Linked DNA regions of Homo sapiens: region 1 is linked to region 2. A link is a contact called in ENCODE Hi-C data. All regions are on one chromosome and are shown on one strand. Each heading gives the region's core, a stretch centred on a gene start or an enhancer-like site at or near the end of the contact. The rest is flanking DNA. Distances are from core to core; before and after follow the strand shown. Region 1 overlaps RNF150 (ring finger protein 150). Region 2 overlaps RNF150 (ring finger protein 150).

Region 1 (4,951 bases), core at 676-3,175, 76 kb after region 2:
TTCTGGATTTTGGATTTCCAGATGAGGGGTGGTTACTGGTAAGTATAATGCAAATATTCCAGAATTCGAGATGTGAAACACTTCTGGTCCCAGGCATTTTGGGTTAAAGGATACTCAACCTGTATTATGATATGTATGGGTTGAAATGTAGGCTATGTTAAGTGGATGAACAGAAAATGAAGTTGGAAAATATGATTCTAAATCAACATTCTGAAATAATCTAGGAAAGAGGTATGAATGGTGAAGAAAATAATGGACGGGAGCCATGCTTTTCCCTGTTCCTTGTGATGGTGAACTTCACATCATTAAGTTATTTCCTTCTATACTTTTCCATCTTTCTATGTCTCCTATACAGGAAGTCCTTGTGATGGGGATGATCTAGTCATCACTTGCTATGTGGTGTTGATTAAGTCAAGTAAGTAGACACCAGTCTCATCCTACCATATCCTCAATCCCACTGACCTAGTGCCACACTGTGGGGACAATTCTGCTAATGGGCTTGATCTGAAATGGTTGGGCCAATTATTTAAAAACATCATATTTATTTATTTATTTTTAAAATTTGTTTATTTATTTTGAGACAGAGTCTCGTTCTATTGCCCAGCTGGACAGTGCAGTGGCGTGATCTAGGCTCACTGCCACCTCCGCCTCCCAGGTTCAAGTGTTTCTCCCACATTAGCCTCCCAAGCAGCTGGGACTATAGGCACATACAACCATGCCTGGCTAATTTTTGTATTTTTGTAGAGACAGGGTTTTGCCATGTTGGCCAGGCTGGTCTGGAACTCCTGATCTCAGGTGATCCACCACCGTGGCCTCCCAAAGTGCTGGAATTACAGGTGTGAGCTACTGTGCCCAGCCTAAAAACATCATTTTTTAAAAAAGAAAAGACAAACGGAAAAAAGCTGCAATATAGCACCAGTAGTAATCATATTCTGGCTGTAGTTATAAACATAATAACTTTGTTTTGGCAAGCAAATATGATAGCAGTTTCATGTGATAGAGCAAAAAAGAAAAAAAAAAGAATGCAATAAGGTAAATTGCTGCTCACCGCACAAGCACTGTCCTTCTACGAAAAGTCTGCTTTCTTTTCAGGCTCACAGAAACAAGTTTGGAAAGTAATATCCAGAAAACATACAGAGGAAGTAAAATTCTTAAAACTTGGCTAAATTTGATTTAGTTTCCTTGAGTTGCTTAGACATTTTGCTTAGAGTGAGAGGGGGTTTCTGAAGCAGATTTTTAGCCAAAACCATATCCCCAGAGGTATGAAAGTACAACAGGGATCCCTGAGCAGGAATAAGTGTGGCTATGGTGTCAACTCCACAGCCAATGATACAGTGCTGGCCCAGAAGTCAGAAAACCTGGCTTTACTTTGGGCCCTGGGACCAACTTCTTTGAGTTAAGGTTTTCTTTTAATAAAATACAGGGGCAATCATTGATATCTGTCCTATCTATATTACAGGCTGGTCTGAGCTAAAATTAGACATTATATGCAAAAGTGCTTTGTGAAGAGTAGAGTGCTTTTGAAAGTTAAAGTGTTATAATATATATATATATATAAATATATATATATTATATATTTATAATATATATATATAAATATATATATTATATATATATAATATATATATAATATATATAATAAATATATATATAAAGTGTTATAATATATAAAGAACCATTTATTCCACACAGCTCTGCATTGCGTTAGATTTATAGCATGAAAGAAAAACCAACAACTTAAAAAAACAAAGAAAGGATATCAGATCCTGTTGCTACTAACATCAATTTCTTTTTAAACTACAATGGAAGAAATTTTTACTTTGGGAATGCAAGCTGGGAGGAATTGCAGGACCCTCATTTTATAGTGTGTCTCACTCCTTGGGTTTCTGGCAGAGGGAGGCTCTGTGCTTAGAACTTAACTCTGTTCTAATTATATCGTTTGGCTGGGGCAGCAAAGCTAGTTGGCATTCATCCCGTGTGTCTACTTGATTAATATAACTGGGGATCAGGACATTTGAAGCCAGAATGCCATATTTAACGAGGTTATTACAGTGCAAGACTTCTGTCCTAAGGCGACATTTGCTATGTTGAAAAACAACATCATTTACAGCACTGCCATCTCTTTCATGTTCCCTTCCTTTATTCCCTTAAGTGATATATTTTACATATATAATGTTGTACACATAAAAATCTGAAGTAATCAAAGAAAAACGATAAGAAAACACTTAGCAAACTCCAAACTTAGAAATACTGTGTAATTTTTACTAATGTGTAGAGTGAACTGTTGTTTTTAAAATTCTATTGCATAGCTTCTTTGGTACTTAAGTTTTTTTCCATTACTTTAAATGAAGGTATAATGTACCACAAAATGCATAAACCTTAAGTGAGCTTGATGATTTCTTAAGTGTGTGTATGTTTACGTACATACCACCCAGATGAAGATATACACCATCCTATCACCCCAGAAAGTCCTCCTGTGCCCCTTACCAGTCAATACCCACTCTCTGCCATGTGACCATCATTCTAACATCTGTCACCATATATTAGTTTTCCCTGTTATTGAATTTCAAATGGAATCATAAAGTATGTATTCTTTTTTGTCTAGCTTTTTAAATTCAAAATAATGGTTTTCAGATTCATCTGTGCCTTGGTGTACATCAATAGCTTGTTTTTTTATTGCTCAGTAGTATTCCATTGTATGGGTGTACCCCAATTTGTTTGCAGATTTTCCATTGTTAGACATCTGTACTGTCCTCATTTTTTGGCTATTATGGCTAAATGTGCTATGGCCACTCTTGCATCAGTCTTTCTGTTAATATATGCATTCATTTCTCTCAGGTATATATCCAAGAACAGAATTGCTAGGTCACAAGGTAGGGTGTATTTAACTTTAGTGGAAACTGCCAAACAAATTTCCAAAGCTGTTGTGCTATTTTAAACTCCTACTACACTGCATAACTTTTAATTTGGCCAAGTATATAAAATTCTGTTCTTGGAAAAATGGGTTTAAAAAATAGTTTTTATAAACTATTTGAGTGAGATGCCATACACCAGCATAAATTTTCATATAAATTTGAAAAGAGTAGTTAATTGATCAGTTATCTTATTTCTTGATAGGGAAGGATTAAAGTAAGGAGGAAGAGATAAGAACACAAAATTCGTTAATTTTATAGCATAAATTTTAAATTGTTAATTAAAAAAGCATTATAAAAAATAAAAATACTTAATAAAAAGATTCACCAAAAACACTAAAACAAAATGTTAAAAATAGTATCACATTTTATCAATTCTAGGCCATATCATTCTTCATTCCCATTTTAACCTATCTAAAATTAGGAAACATCTTACAATCAATGACAATTTATATTAAATATGATATGATATAAAAAGAACTTGTGTTAGTCAATAGTAATATATCAAAGAAATCAAACATATGGGAATTTAAATTACCTTTATATTTGGCTATCAGATGAGAAAGATGCTTTAAAAATTTACTACTCCATGGTTCTGAGAGAGTGCTAGCATAAACACTCTCACATACTGCTAATGAGGTGTCAATCATTACCACCTTTCAGGAAAGCAATTGGATAAAATTTTTCAAGATCCTTTAAAATTCCTTTCAATCTAGTAAGTTCACTTTAGGAATGTATCTGAAGGGATAAATACAGAATAAATATATAAACAACTAACCTCATGATTTTATAATGATGAAAAACTGGAAGCAATTTAAATGCTGAACAATGTTGGAGGGTAGTTAAATAAACTCTAAAAACGAACTATTATGCAACTACTAAAAATTTTTAAATAATTTCTTTTTTTTGTTTGTTTGAGACAGAGTCTTGCTCTGTTGTCCAGGCTGGAGTGCAATGGTGCGATCTCAGCTGACTGCAACCTTCACCACCCAGGTTCAAGTGATCATCTTGCCTCAACTTCCCGATTAGCTGGGATTACAGGCACCCGGCACAACGCCCATCTAATTTTTGTATTTTTAGTAGAGACAAGATTTCATCATGTTGGCCAGGCCTGTCTCGAAATCCTGACCTTAAGTGATCTGCCCACCTTGGCCTCCCAAAGTGCTGGGATTTCAGGCGTGAGCCACCGCATCCAGCCAAAAAATTTAAAATAATTTCTAAAGTTTTTAAAAAATGTTTTTTATTGCTGAATGAGAAAGTAGAAGAAAAACAATATTAATTGCTTGACTCTACAGTGTTTAAAAACATACAAATATTTATATATATATTATAAAAATTAATTATGCCAGCATTAATAATGATTATTTCTGGGTGGTCAGATTATTTTTGTTTACTTCTTTATACTTTTCTCTGTTTTCAACATTTTGCACAATTAGCAGTGAAACCTTGAAAGTTATTTTTAAAAAACACATTTAAAAACAGCTATAAATAGATTGACCAATTCATAACATAGGCATAAAACAGTAAGTCAAATCCTATGAAAATCTGCTAATTTCTGTCGCTCTTTTCAAAAAAAAGGAACTTGGAAAAAATCTGTTCCTAATCAAGCCTATGTAACAGGCACCGCAGGGTAAAATCAGGACAGGTCATCTCTGTCTGGCTAGAAAGTGCCCTTTTGTTTTCGACTTCACGAGTTATAGGACTCATAATCGGAATCCTCATCACATTACAGCATTCTGTAAACATTTTTTTTTACTCATAAAGAGCTTGGAATTTTCTGTCTACACATTCAATTCATTTGACTCATCTTAAAATCAGACTGATCCCTGGGTTTAAAAATGTTAAGGGGCTAGTGTCTTTTTTCAGTGATTTCAGTAAAACTTGATGGTAACGCTAAGTTTTCAAATATTAAAATGATGTTCACTTTTTTTTTTACATAATTCTTCCTCATGTTACGCTATTTATTATGATCATGTCATCCCTGGCAGGGAGAGTGAGTGAGAGGCTGCCCTAGCCCCCTAAAGAGGGAATTTCACAAA
Region 2 (4,554 bases), core at 8-2,507:
AATAAGAGTTAAGCGGCAAAGCTGACCCAGCTGGCCCATTACAAAGCTGTGGGGAGTTTTCTTTTTCTTTTTTTTTTTTTTTTTAGCTACTTAATTTTGTCAAAATCTGGGGTTGTAAATGTTCCATTCTCAAATGTGTGAATATGCTGCATTAAGTCTCAAAACAAAAGCCCACAAAGTGGAGTTTCTAGGTGGGATGGGGCCTCCGCCTTCAGGCACAGCATGATAGCAAGCCAGGCTGATGCCCAGTGAAGCCAGGCTGATGCCCTGGCATGCGTGTGACTCTGGGAAGTGCCCAGTGATCTCTCCCCAGGTCACACCCACCCCAGGTGAAGCAGGCCCCAGGCTAATACTGCTCACTGTGCATCACCTGACTTTCCCCTTGTCAACTAGGAGCAGGGACAAGAGAGGCAAGGGTCTGTGGAATATGCAAGATTTACAGCAAATGATGTCTGGCAGCTTTTTTTTTTTTTTTTAAAGTCTGAACACCAACATGTTCCACACAGTGGTCTCCAGTGTAATGTGGAAAAACATAACCCTTGATAAAATGGGGCTTTATTGTCAATCAGCTTCAGGAAAAGCTGAATTATAGAGTTAAATCAGTGACCTTACTGAAGACTTCTCAAAAGTTTTTAATAGCGGCCAGGCACAGTGGCTCACGCCTGTAATTCCAGCACTTTGGAAGGCCAAGGTGAGAGGATCAGTTGAGGCCAGGAATTAAAGACTAGCCTGGACAACAAAACGAGACCCTGTCTGTACCAAAACAAAACAAAACAAAACAAAACAAACAAAAAATTTATTAATAGCTAATATGAGTTGTATGAAGCCTTATCCCAACTTAATTGAACTTGGGAGCCTGCTGTAAATTCTAACATATCCCATCCCACAGAACACATTTCCTCATTTGGGGATCCCTGGTCTAGTGGAAAGATGATGGAAGTTGAAGTTGGGAGGGATGGTTTCCAGGTCCTAGGTAATAGCTTCATACCCACAGTGTCTGGGCAGATAAACATTGCAATAATGGAAGCATAAACAAAGTCTAAAGTGCCTTCTAATTTGGCATAGTCATGAATGTTCCCAGCAATCCCCTTAGAGTATCTTCCTGCCTACAAATTAAGCATAGACTGGCCCTGAGTAAAGCCTCCGGGCACTAATGTTTTCCTTATCTACAGCAGCTCCAGGAGGCCACAGCACTCAATACTGTTTGTGTTTTCTTTTTGCTAGCAAATTCTGTGAAACCCACAGCTCCTGCCTGGCCATGTCCAATCCTGGCTGCTCCTCAAGTGCATGTGTCAGGAGTCTCGGCTGGGCCAGGCACGGGGGGGCTAGGCCACAACCAAAGGCCTACCAGGTTCCAGTAGGTGAGGCCAATGAATAGAGGGCCATTCTCCTTTCCTGCCTTCCTTTTCCACCTTCCCAGGCCAGCAGGCTCCATCTTTTAAATTTTCTTCATATTCCCTTGCGAATCCCAAGGAATTGCTATTTAAAATCTTTTAGAAATATACTAGCAAATATAAAGAAGAAATCTGTCTGCCCCAGCCCATCTGGCAGACCCCATGGTATAACTCTGCCTAGTATAAACTTGCCTGAGATAGTCCATAAGCATAGTGCTCAGTTCTTGCCAGACTACACCTCAAGCTCATTTCACAGCCATTCTTCTTCAGAATTGCTAAAATCTCTTAATTCCCTTAGAACAGCAGAGCTAAGAGAAGGTTGGTGCCTGCCACTTGACTTACCTGAGAAAAATAAGGAAGCTATTATTATCCTTGGTCTTTGGACATAATTGTGATTTAACAATAAATATGATGTTTTGAAATCCATAGCACCACCTCTGCAACTCAGGGATAGGCAACAAAGTCAGGGAATACAGATGACACAGACACAAGCATCTGGTTCCATTTTATTAAAAAACAAAACCAAAAGAAATTTTGCAGTGAAATTTCCTGGAATTCACAACCCTCATTTAAAAATCCTTATAGTTGCAATATTTTTTTTTTAGCCAGTACGTAAGAACACGATTGCACTTATTTACATGATAGTCTTCTATATAACAAAAATAACCATGTTGTAATGACTGTTTCCAACTATCACCCTTGTTTCATCACTAGCCCATTATGAGACAAGTTGATTACGCTCTCCAAGTACAAAGAGAATAGAATAAAGCAAAATAAAAGTCTGTGTCTCCTAATAGAAGACAAATTCCTTTAAAGACAGTTACTTTTTTTTTTTTTTCAATTTCTTTGTATTTCAAGAGGGATATAAAGTGCTCTGAAAGGAGTAGGGTAGGTGCCTGAGGTGGGGAAGAAGGAAAGAAATTTATACAGAAAAAATTTAAAAAACTACACTGCCTTAACTAATCATCTCAATATGCACACAACTTTGTACAGAAGATTAGTTTTGGGTAAAAACGCTACATAATTCACTAGTACTTATTTCGGCAATTAAGAACTGAAGTCCAAATGAAAGACTCCCCATGCAAATGTCATCAGGAGTGACTTTTTTGTGATTTTGGGTCAGATGCTATATAAATCAAGGAAGCTCAGTCACACAGTCTGAATATGGAGAGGATAGACAATGCCGAGATGGAACCATCATCTACTACCTGCAGACTAGCCAGAAAGACCTTGTGGGGAAGCTAAGTAGACTTTACCCCAACATCAATCATTTTACAACAAAAGCATTTTGTTGCAAGCATTTGTTTACAATAAAAGTAATTTGTGTTAGGATGGAAAAAAAGCCATTGGAATTTCCTCTTGCTAGTAGGGAGGAAGATTGATTTATGATGTCATGTCTGATTATTTATAATTGTAAATTCATTATTTGCAGATTTTTTTCTAGTGGGAAATAATATGCTGTACAAAGTGGTTAAAATAAGTTATTTCTTTTTCACATTTTTGCAACTGGCAATTGCTGGTTATTGTCTGCAGTCTACAAAACTGAGTATCACATATGTACTGCTTGAGAGTTTCCCCTGGAAACCAGAATAATCATCCTCCCAGCTCATGAACATTTTAAAGAACAATACCCATTTTTTTTTCCAGAAAATGGATGGAATGTAACTTTTCACAAATACAAAATTATTTCATTTTCTAAATGTAAGGGACACCCCTCTATAAAAATAACAGTCCCTCCCCACTCCCACCCCTACATCTCCTTCTAATTATAAAATGGTAGAACCATCTCAGATTACTAATGTGAAAGCAGGAAGTAAATATATTATGTACATGTACAAAACACATCAGTATTTCACACCATTTACATTCATATGAAGTCTTTTTATTGATCTTCCTTTGCAATTTCACAAGAATAAAGTTGAGATAACTTACAAAAACAAGCAGTCCCTTGCTTATAACTGCACAAACATTCTAGCCAGAGGCATCTTCTTTGCAAACAGAGCAACATTATCCTTCAACATTTTGCAGAAGTAAGGGCTGCTGACAGTGAGAAGATCTGTGGGGTCTCCTTCAGCTTTTTAGAGTTTGTGACACTCTTTCCTCATTTGATAAATGTAGACCAAATTCTCAACTACCGAAGAAATTGTATGATGAAAGGCAAGTAACTGGTTGTTGAATTCATGACCCAAGTCAAATTAATCTGCTGCAAGAATAATTGCGATTACTCCAGCAGAGGGCACTCTGCTCCTTGCAATAACATCCTACTGAACAGTAAGTACCATGGATGCCAACACAAATTCAGACCGAAAAGTCCATGTATGTGTTAGTTCTTCAACTGCTCTACTATACCCATTAGTACAGGCAACAGTTTTGTATCTTCTTCGAAAGAGCAGGATATACTATATTTAGCTAGCTCTTATACATGAAAATTCTTTGGCTATTTAAAATCTTCACATTCTCAAAGAGAACAATGTTCTGAGTTCAGTAAAGCGCTAGATTTGTTGGAAAGTTTTGAAGGAAAAGGGGACTAAACACTAGACTTTAAAGATGGTGTGGTACTAAGGCCACAATTCATTTTTTAGATTTCGGGATTTAGTAAGGTCAATCAACAGTCTGCAACAGAAAACCCCATAAGGTTTAATGGTTTCATTCAACCATGCAACCCACCTTCGCTTTTATTTATGAGAACATTGGGAGAAAATTCAACTAGTCAATGGAAGAAACATGTGTTCATTTGGATGGTGATCAGTCTTTGGTTTATATAGCACACATGGTCCCCACATTACCCTGCTTCTCCAAGCCTGTCACTTCACTAAGGATAACAGACCACAGATATTCTGCCAAGCAATGACTTTGGGTAATTGAGATTAAGCGACCTTCTCTAAGGATTTTTCTCCCTCACTGTGTTCAGACATTGCAGACCTCTTAATAGACGTGTATATTTTTGTCTTATCATCAGCAAATATTTATCAGGTGGCCACAGAGCAAATGGCTCTGTATTAAGTGCAAACGTCAGTGGTAGCACAGAATTAGAAGATCTTTGATCACTGAAATTCCTGAAAAAGCCACGTGATTATGAAGCACTCAAGGCAGGTGAAGAGAGATGTGACTGACCTTAGCAGGTTCTTGTAGAACAAGCAGGATTGCAATCAAATTGCTC

The links. Hi-C counts contacts between places; a loop is a spot of excess contacts on that map. Pooled maps may share reads with other maps.
Region 1: a loop to region 2 is called in a map of sigmoid colon, with 2.4 times the contacts of the local background. The contact joins two enhancer-like sites. A Hi-C loop is called at or near these places in 3 of 168 maps with a recorded cell type or tissue (aorta, esophagus muscularis mucosa and sigmoid colon) and 3 of 50 pooled maps.

What each region holds. Positions count from the first base shown.
Region 1 is chr4:140,933,451-140,938,401 of GRCh38, forward strand. The region is part of intron 4 of RNF150 (ring finger protein 150); the gene reads right to left. Among named protein-coding and RNA genes, the nearest start is that of TBC1D9, 180 kb to the left of the region's middle. Within about 2 kb of position 1,926, at least 3 of the 41 ENCODE cell types and tissues checked have a DNase peak (open chromatin) inside an H3K27ac peak, as active enhancers do.
Region 2 is chr4:140,857,919-140,862,472 of GRCh38, forward strand. RNF150 (ring finger protein 150) reads right to left here. Exons shown (of 7, transcript NM_020724.2): 7 at 1,889-4,554. Among named protein-coding and RNA genes, the nearest start is that of TBC1D9, 100 kb to the left of the region's middle. Within about 2 kb of position 1,258, at least 2 of the 41 ENCODE cell types and tissues checked have a DNase peak (open chromatin) inside an H3K27ac peak, as active enhancers do.